3 separate regions of the Homo sapiens genome follow, and regions 1 and 2 are each linked to region 3. Evidence: chromatin contacts called from ENCODE Hi-C or POLR2A ChIA-PET data. All regions are on one chromosome and are shown on one strand. The core of a region is the stretch at or near the end of the contact, and the rest is flanking DNA. Distances in the headings are between cores, read along the strand shown.

Region 1 (2,700 bases), core at 48-2,547, 540 kb before region 3:
GTGCCAACTGGTGTCGCAGGGCTGCTCCTGACACGACCCAAAATCACCAGGGTTGAATTCACATTCCTCTTACGTAACCATAACAAGTTGCTGGGACTACAGGCACGCACCACGGTGCCCTGTTAATTTTTTTGTAGAGACAGGGGTCTTGCTTTGTTGCCCAGGCTGGTCTCAAACTCCTGGAGGAGGTGGTCCTCCCACCTTGGACTCCCAAAGTGCTAGGATTACAGGTGTGAGCCACAGTGCCAGGCCTGTGGTACCTCTTCCAAGGACACTAATCCTATCAGATCAGGACCCCACCCTTATAATCTCATTTAACCTTAATTACTTCTCTAAAGGCCCTTTCTGCAAACACAGTCACATTGGGGATTAAGGCTTCACATACAAATGTTAGGGGGACAGAACTCGGTCCATAGCATGGAGTCGCACAGGTTTTGTCCTTTTGCGATTGGCTTGCTTTACTTAGTATGTTTCCAAGGTTCACCCATGTTGTGGCATGGGTCTGAACTTCACTCTTCTTGATGACTGACTCACACTCCACTGCATGGACAGCCAGCATTTTGTCTGTTCCTCAGTTTGTGGACATCTCGCCCCCTTGTTTCCACCTTGGGGATATGGAGGAAGATGGGATGAGCGAAGCCCTGTGATCCCCAGGACCAGCCACGTCGTTGGCAAGGGTCAGCGCAGGATGAAACCGCCGGCCCCTGGTCTCCGGCCGGGCCCTCCGTCTCTAGAGCAGCTCGCACCGCTGCAGCCCCTGGACGCCCCGGGCTGTGGACGCGCCCGTGGGACACCGCGCTGAGCAGGACACGCGACAGGTCCCCTCACTGGCGCTGCTCGCGTTGAACCGCGCGGGGAGCCAGGCAGCCCACGGGAAAGGTAAGAATTGTTAGGCTTTTAATCTAAAGTCGATACCTCAAAAAATAATTCCGGAGGTAAGCATTTAATATCAACATTCAATAAAGCAGGAAGTATCAGCCCGACGAAGACCGCCTTAAGTTTTCCACTTTGATGAACTCGATCATCCCCGGGGATGAAGAACCCGCCGGCCCAGCCGGAGCCCCGTCACGTGACCCGGCGGCCGCGGGGAGCTCTGTGCGCAGGCGCGGATCCGCACGCCCGCCGCCTGAGAAGCGAACTCCCCGTGGCGCCTGCGCTGTAGCGGGGGTTCGGCTGGCTCGCGCGGGTCCGGGCGCGCGCTGCGGGGGCGGAACCGCGCGGAGGCCGGAAGGAAGCTGGAGGGGGCGGGGCGAGGGAGGGAAGCCCGCCGGCCGTAGGACTACCGTCGCGGCCTGATGACGTCGCACAATGGCCGGCCCCCGCGGGTAGTGGAGCCCGTTTGTTCCGCCCGTGTCGAGCCTGGAGCCAGAACCTGTGAAGAGCGGAAGGGCCAAGGGACGTCTTCTCCACGCCGCTCCGACTCCAGGGGAGCCGTGGCCTCCTCTCCGCCCTAGCGCTGAGGTTAGCTGGGGCCGGGAGGGCGGCGGGAGGCCGGGCCGGCGGCGGCGGGAGGAGGAGGCCGCCGAGGCGGCGGCGGCGGCCGCGGGAGGGAGGCCCGGGAGCCCGGCGCGCCTCCGGCCGTGCGGACCCACCGGCCGAAGCGTGGCCCTCGGGCCCAGGGAAGGGGACCTTGAGACAGGCACCACCCCGAGTTCCGTCCGTAAGCCGGCCCCGCGGTCCTGGGGCGCCCTGGGCGCCCGAGCTCCTCGCGCGCTGCCTCCGCGCCCCGCGGCAGAGTTTATTTTCCTGAAGCTGTCATTTCTCTTCCGGGCCACTCGCGTGGCACATGTGTGCCGCCGGCTAAGGGGCGGTGAGAGGCGCCCAGATTCACCTCCAGAGTAGGTCATCCCGGGCTGCTGCTGGGCTCTTCGGAGAACTTTGAGCTCTTTATGAACCTCCTGGAACTTGCTCCGCAGCTTCAAAGTGTGCACAGGTTGGGCGCAGTGATTGCCCCAAGACGCGCGCCGGTCTCTTAGGAGTATGTAACTTCCTTGCCCCTTGGATTAGGAGATCAGAGGTGCTGGGTCCTTTATATAGACCAACTGCAGCTATAATGCTGGAAGAACTGAAACTTAACAGCCTTACTCCTGCCAAACATTTTTCCTGAATACTTTATGACAACTGAGTTTGCCGGGTAGAGTGGCCGTTTTAAATGAGCTTTGTTCGAACAACGCTAACTCATTTGCAAGAGTAGGTCATTCTTCAGACCCATTTGGGAAAATGGAAGAAGAGAGTGTTTGGCATCTGAAGTACCGTTTGGGGTGTAGCAAGGTGCTCATCATGTCTCCTGTTAGACTCACCTCCAGCCTGTTGTCTGTAGAGTAGTCCTTTCCCGTTCAGTAGTTGGGATTATCCGGGTGAGGTTTGACCTCGGCTGAATCCCGCTTCCCAGCTTTGGGAGGAGAGTCTTTTCCTGATAATTTTACTATCTAAGGGCAGTATGGAGCCCAGCCAGCCCTGGAACCAGTCAAATGTGTCCCAAAGCCGGAAACTCCTCTCCCGTTGTAGGTGGGACATGCTGAAATATTGTAAGAAAGCTTTGTGGAGTCACTCCAGAAAGCAAACAGGTAAGTTAACCTATGGCCTACATCGTGTTTACAGAGATTTGTATTTTGTCACAGCTACAGAGCATCTCAAGGTGAGTACCTCTTTATCAAGGAGTTTAGTGGTCACGCTTGGTCACTTTGCACGTGGGGTCTG
Region 2 (2,862 bases), core at 1-2,500, 610 kb after region 3:
AACGGGCCACACCCCTCCGGCCTGCTTTTCCTTCCTAAGACGACTGCAAACAGCATCACAAATGAGCAGGTATGTGGCCTTCTCTGCATGCCGTCCCCTGTGGCAACCGGATTAAATCTACCATCTCTGCCCAGAAAAATGCACGAACGCACGGACCTGCCCGTCACTCGGATTTTGGAAGGTGGCCTGGCGGACCCTCCTGCTACATCTCCTCTACAGGTGGAGCCCAGGCTGTGATGCACCGGCTCAGCGAGCGGAGTGGAAAGCCAAGGTCCGCAGGATCTGAGCTGTCCAAGGTCACTGCACGCCCGGCTGCGCCCCGCCCCCGTCCTCGCCCGGGAACCGCGGCCCGGGATCCCGGCTGGCGCCCGCTCCCAAGTCTCCAGCCCGAGCCGGCCCCGTCCTCGCCCTCCCCGGGCGGGGGTCCCTCCAGGGGCCACCCTCAGCGGCCAAGCCCCGCCCCCGCCCCGCCTCACCCGGGGCCGGTTGCCGGTGTCCAGCTCGATGGCCCCGTTGGCAAGCTTCATGGCGCTCTGCAGCGGCTTCACCGTGCCGTCCCCGGCCGCAGCGGCCATGGCGCCGAGCGGGGGAGGCGGCGGCGGTAGCCGAGGGGCTGGACGGGCGACCGGAGGCCCGGAACGCAGCCGGCGCTGGTGCTGGAGCCGCCCGAGCAGCGGACCGCAGGAAGGGACGCGGCCGCACTTCCGGCGACGGGCCCCCTCCGCGCGTACTGCGGGCCCCACGGGTGTTAGTGGCGGGGGCGGCAGAGTCCGGGTGGGTTGTCGCGACGGAGCCGGGCCTCTTCGCCGTCTTGAGACGGGGCTGGCGAGAAGGGCCCCTCACGGAGTTGCCATGGGCGTCTAACCGCGGCAGCCAGGCCCCTCTCTACGTGAGACCCCGGCCCCCCTCCCCTTTCTGCAGCCCGCCCGCCACCTGCGCGCCGCGTGGCCTCCGCCGGCGCCTGCCCGCCCCGCGCCTCCGTCTCCCACGGTAAGAGGCGGTGAGGGCCGCGTCGCCTCTCCCTGGAGGACTCGTCGTGAGGTGTCGGCGAGCCCCTCCGCCCACCGCCCCGCCCCAGGCCAGCGCTCCATTGGCGACAGAGGCGGGCACGGCCGCCCTCGGGCCCGAGAGGGGAGCGGTACGAGCGGGGGCGCTGGCACCGCGGGTGGAACCTCGGCCGGCGGGGTCCCGCCCCTGGCCCCTGGCCCGCCCCGCCCGCCTCGCTTTGCTTCTCGCTCCGCCCCTCCCCCGCCCCGCCTCGCTTCCAGCGCGCCGAGCGGAGCCTAACGCCGGGTCCTCTAGGAACCTCGGGCCGGGCAGCACCCGCGGGATTCTGCTGGCGTCCTCCGCTGCCATGAAGCGGGACCGGCTGGGCCGCTTCCTGTCTCCTGGGTCGTCCCGACAGTGCGGGGCCTCGGACGGCGGCGGCGGCGTCAGCCGGACTCGGGGCCGCCCTTCCCTTAGCGGTGGGCCGAGGGTGGACGGGGCGACGGCGCGGCGCGCCTGGGGCCCGGTGGGGTCCTGCGGGGACGCGGGCGAGGACGGCGCGGACGAGGCAGGTGGGTCCGCGGCCCGGGCGTGGCGGGTTGGGGTCGCGGCAGGGGTTGCTCGTGGGAGGAGCCGCACTGACGCCCGGAAGCCGGCGCGGCCTCTCCTCCACCCGGCCAAGGGCGTAGCGGACTCGGGGCTGCGTCGGGATAGGCGCTGGGCGGCCGGCTCGGTTTTCCTCGCGCTCCGTGACGCCGGCGTCGCCGGCCCGGCCTCCCCGGCCGCGGGCTCGGCCAGAAGGGACCCGGCGTGAGGAGCGCTGTCACCGCGGGCAGGTCGCCCTGGGGTGCCCGCGCGTGGGAATCGCCCTCCCCTGCTTCGTGCCCTCGCGGAGCCGGAAAGGAGGCGGCACCTGCAATTGGCAGACAGGAAACCGCGGCGTTTCCTGGAGGGCGCAGCGCCTGCCCCGGGTCTCGCGGTCGCTGGGAGGAGGGTGCAGTTCCAGGTTTCACTCTTGAAGTTGCTTCGCTGGAGAGGCCTTAGAGGCCTTTGAAATTTGAAAGATTTCTTGGACCAGCGGCCACATCCCCCACAGGGCGGCTTGTCCCGCCGAGAGCCGCGCGCCCGAGCCGCTTGCTGTGTCCGGGAGCCGCGCGAAGGGCGCTGCAGGCGCTGCCCTCGGACCTGGAGTCCGGGACGCCCTGTGCTCAGGAGCCTCCTTTGCCAGCTGCTAACACTTCCTGCCGCTCTGTGCAGGAGCAGGCCGGGCTCTCGCCATGGGTCACTGTCGCCTCTGCCACGGGAAGTTTTCCTCGAGAAGCCTGCGCAGCATCTCCGAGAGGGCGCCTGGAGCGAGCATGGAGAGGCCATCCGCAGAGGAGCGCGTGCTCGTACGGGACTTCCAGCGCCTGCTTGGTGTGGCTGTCCGCCAGGACCCCACCTTGTCTCCGTTTGTCTGCAAGAGCTGCCACGCCCAGTTCTACCAGTGCCACAGCCTTCTCAAGTCCTTCCTGCAGAGGGTCAACGCCTCCCCGGCTGGTCGCCGGAAGCCTTGTGCAAAGTACGCCCTAGTCTGTTCAGAGCACGTTCAGGCTGTCAGTACTGCAGTGTGACGGGTGTTGAGAGAGGGACAGGGCGTGCCTCCGCGGGAGCCTCTGGGTGGGGGGAATGGGCCATGCCCGGGTTCAGTGCCAACAGCCCTGGGACTGTTGTGGAGAGATGAACTGGGAGGAGCTGGGGTGAGGGAAGAGAAAGTTGCCTATGGGGACCGCTGAGGTTTGAGATCTCGAGAGGGTCCCGTACGACGAGCGCTGTGAACCTCCGCCTGCTTGTCCTGCTCATGGCCACACTGATCCTTTGCAGGGTCGGTGCCCA
Region 3 (2,948 bases), core at 136-2,635:
CGGTCACTGCTGTTCTTGAGCGTGGTTGTGAACAGCGCAGGAACTTTGCAGGGGACACCGCGGACCCTAAGCACATTGTTTACCCTCATTAGCTGTTGGACCTGCTTCCTTCTAAAATACACCCAACAGATCGTTTTCAAAAAACAAAGTCACGCCGTAGCGCAGACTGCAGCGTTGGTCCCGGGTGTCGCACAGTGGTGCTGTACCCACGGCCTGGGGCTCCTGCACTCGTGAAGGAGCTGCCACTTTTGCAAGCAAGGGCCGCCTCCTGAGGGGCTAAACCTGCCACCTTTGCACGCGAGAGCCACGTCCCAAGGGGCTAAACCTGCCTTTGGTTGTGCCGCGTAGGCTGATGGTCTCAGGCTCAGCTGCCCTGCCCCTCCCAGTGCTGGAGAAGTGGAAGAACATCACGGGCCACACCCTGCTGGAGCGGTATGGCATGACCGAGATCGGCATGGCTCTGTCCGGGCCCCTGACCACTGCCGTGCGCCTGCCAGGTACGAGCACTTCCCACAGCTGCGTTCCTCTTCCACTGTGCTCTGAGCCCCCCAAGGTGGGCCAGTCTCGAACCACCCACATTCGGACTGAAGGGCGGCATGGAGGATGCTCCCCCGTGGGACAGGCCACTCGGCCAGGAGAGCACTCAGGATGCACTGCGACCTGTCCCCTCTGGGTAGATCAGCCTTCTCCCAAGTCTCAGTCGGGTGGATGGGGGAGGTGTCTGTGCTGGCCCCTGGCTGTATGACTGGGGAGACAATGGGAAGAACAGCAATGCCTGGAATGCAGGCGTCAGTGCATGTCTCAGAGGAAGGCGGGGGGCCATGCTGTTGGCTCCAGACCACATCAGCAGTGGTGGCAGCCTCCGTCTGTCTGGAGTCCGGGTGCCACACAGCGCCAGCAGCAGTGCCAGGAGAGGTGGGTGTGGTGGGCAGGGTGGGATGAGTCAAGCACCTGTCTTCCTTCTCTAGATGTGGGCTCCTGATACCGGGCCCCTCTTGTCCAGCCTTCCCTAACACATCCCATTCTGACTTTCATCTGACCCAACCATTTGAGCCCTGGGTCCTCCGCTGGGACTTCTGGGAACAGAGCCCACAGCTGGGGGGCCACCCTGCTGCTTTCTGCGCAGCCCTTCCAGTCTGTCTAGAGTAGAAGAGAGATCTCAGTGCAGACTTAAAGTGAGACCATCCCGCACATCTGTCTGTGCAGCTGCTTACCTGCAGACCCAGTAAAAATTCACCCCTCTGGCGTGCAGCTCTGTGTGTCTTAAGAAACATCATCACAGTCAAAATAGAGAAGGGTTCCTCGCCTCAGAAACTCCCTTCCTAGTGCTCAGCACCTCCTCCACCCCCGAGGCCTGGCCCCTTGTTCCTGTTTCTCTTCTTGTGGTTTTGCTTTTTCTGGGAGGCCACGTGGCTAAATCCTGCAGGACGTGGCCTCTGAGCCTGTCTGCTTCCGCCCGGCTTCCGCCCACAGTCAACTGCCTGTGCTGTGTGCGTCAGAGCCCGCGCCTTTCCCTGCTGAGTGGCATCCGTGGTGTGGGTGCGGCACCGCTTGTGACCCTGTTTTAAGCAATGACACGTGAGATGTTATCAACATTTGTGTGCAGGTTTCTGTGCGAACGTGGTTTTTTATTTCACCTGGGCAGATACCTAGGAGAGAGATTGCTGTGTTGTCTGAAGCTTTCAAGCTGTTCTCCAGAGCGGCTACACCATCCCCTTCCCCCTGCAATGGGTGGGAGGTCACGAGCACCTGCTGCTCCAGCGGGCGGTGGTGGTGTCTCGTTGAGTTCATGATTCTCTCATGATGGGTGGCGTTGAGCACCTCTTCCTGTTCGTGTCATTCCGTTTTCAACTGGGGCCTTTGTTTTCTTGAGTTTTGAGAGCTTTTAAAATTCGGGACCCAAGTGTCAGCTGTGCGATTTTAAATATCATCTCCCAGCTTGTGGTTTGTCTTCCCATTCACCTAACAGCGTCTTTAAAATCAGGAGTTTTAGGTTTTGGCCCGGTTTATCAATTTGTTTTGTGAATTGTCTGATGTCATATCTAATAAATCCTTGCGTAGCCCAAAGTCACAGAGAATAGTTTCAGCTCTTACGTTTGGGACCATGATCCATTTTGAGTTAATGTTTGTACATAGTGCGAGATACGGACCACAGTTCTTTTTTAGTGTGTGAATGTCTAACTTTTTAGCACTGTTCGTTGAAAAGACTCCCTTCTCCATCGAACAGCCCTTTGGATCTTTGTTGAAAGTCCGTCGACTCCTGAGGGGTCGGCTCCTGGGCTCTGCTCTGTCCCATTGCTTTCCGTGTGCCCTTTGGCTCATTCCATGCCTGCTTGGTTCCTGGGACTCTAGGGTAAGCGTGGACATGGGGGTTCAGGCCCAGGCAGGGACCAGCTGGTGCCAGGCAGCGATACGGTGCTGGGGCCTGCAAGGTGAGTGTGAGGGCTGGCTGGCTGCTGGGCTGGGAGGAGGAGAGACTGTAGGCTCACGCCCCTTTGCTGGGCCTGGGGAGCCATGGGGGCTGTTAAGTGTATTCTGAGTGTAAAGTCTCGGTTTGGCTGGGGCATCCTGAGCAGAATGACAGGGCCATGGCAGCGAGATCCTCAGCTGCCGTGCAGAGCTGCCAGTGGGGTGGCCGCACAGAGTGCAGTGCCTGCTGCAACAGTGCCCAGGGCAGTGGGCGGGTGGGGGCATGTTGTGAAAAGAAGTCAGTGTGAGTGATGAGAAATACATCCTAGTCTCAGACCCCAGGAAACCGCCGTCAGTGCTGGTGGCCCCTGCCCTGGGCCGGCTCCCGCGTTAGTCTCAGACCCCAGGAAACCTCCACCTCCGTCAGTGCTAGCGGCCCCTGCTCTGGGCTGACTCGCGCATCTCCACGATGGCTGCGGCACCAGCTGTTTCTTCGGTGGCTAAAGCTCTCTGGTGGAAATAAGATGGGGACCTTGAAA

Evidence for each region. A loop is a pair of places that touch in the nucleus more often than their neighbours do. ChIA-PET counts read pairs that join two places held with the same protein, here RNA polymerase II (POLR2A). Pooled maps may share reads with other maps.
Region 1: a map of CD14-positive monocyte shows a loop between it and region 3 (14-fold over the local background). The contact joins the promoter of ZC3H18 here to the enhancer-like site in region 3. A Hi-C loop is called at or near these places in 3 of 168 maps with a recorded cell type or tissue (CD14-positive monocyte and naive thymus-derived CD4-positive, alpha-beta T cell), 2 of 37 single-sample maps with no recorded cell type and 13 of 50 pooled maps. POLR2A ChIA-PET finds 5 or more read pairs at or near these places in 1 of 52 experiments (CD4-positive, alpha-beta memory T cell).
Region 2: a loop to region 3 is called in a pooled map, with 7 times the contacts of the local background. The contact joins the promoter of ZNF276 here to the enhancer-like site in region 3. A Hi-C loop is called at or near these places in 4 of 50 pooled maps.

What each region holds. Positions count from the first base shown.
Region 1 is chr16:88,569,106-88,571,805 of GRCh38, forward strand. It overlaps ZC3H18 (zinc finger CCCH-type containing 18), which reads left to right and starts at 1,298. Exons shown (of 18, transcript NM_144604.4): 1 at 1,298-1,461. RefSeq lists enhancers at 479-588, 699-748, 1,839-1,888 and silencers at 989-1,318, 1,499-1,568.
Region 2 is chr16:89,720,287-89,723,148 of GRCh38, forward strand. ZNF276 (zinc finger protein 276) reads left to right here and starts at 1,251. Exons shown (of 11, transcript NM_001113525.2): 1 at 1,251-1,559; 2 at 2,245-2,548; 3 at 2,851-2,862. The coding sequence starts at 1,355. It overlaps VPS9D1 (VPS9 domain containing 1), which reads right to left and starts at 612. Exons shown (of 15, transcript NM_004913.3): 1 at 477-612. The coding sequence starts at 575. RefSeq lists silencers at 219-1,338, 1,419-1,878.
Region 3 is chr16:89,113,991-89,116,938 of GRCh38, forward strand. ACSF3 (acyl-CoA synthetase family member 3) reads left to right here. Exons shown (of 11, transcript NM_001243279.3): 6 at 349-497. Among named protein-coding and RNA genes, the nearest start is that of ACSF3, 22 kb to the left of the region's middle. RefSeq lists enhancers at 1-1,176, 376-475 and a silencer at 571-865. Within about 2 kb of position 1,386, at least 14 of the 41 ENCODE cell types and tissues checked have a DNase peak (open chromatin) inside an H3K27ac peak, as active enhancers do; they include CD14-positive monocyte, where a contact is called at or near this core.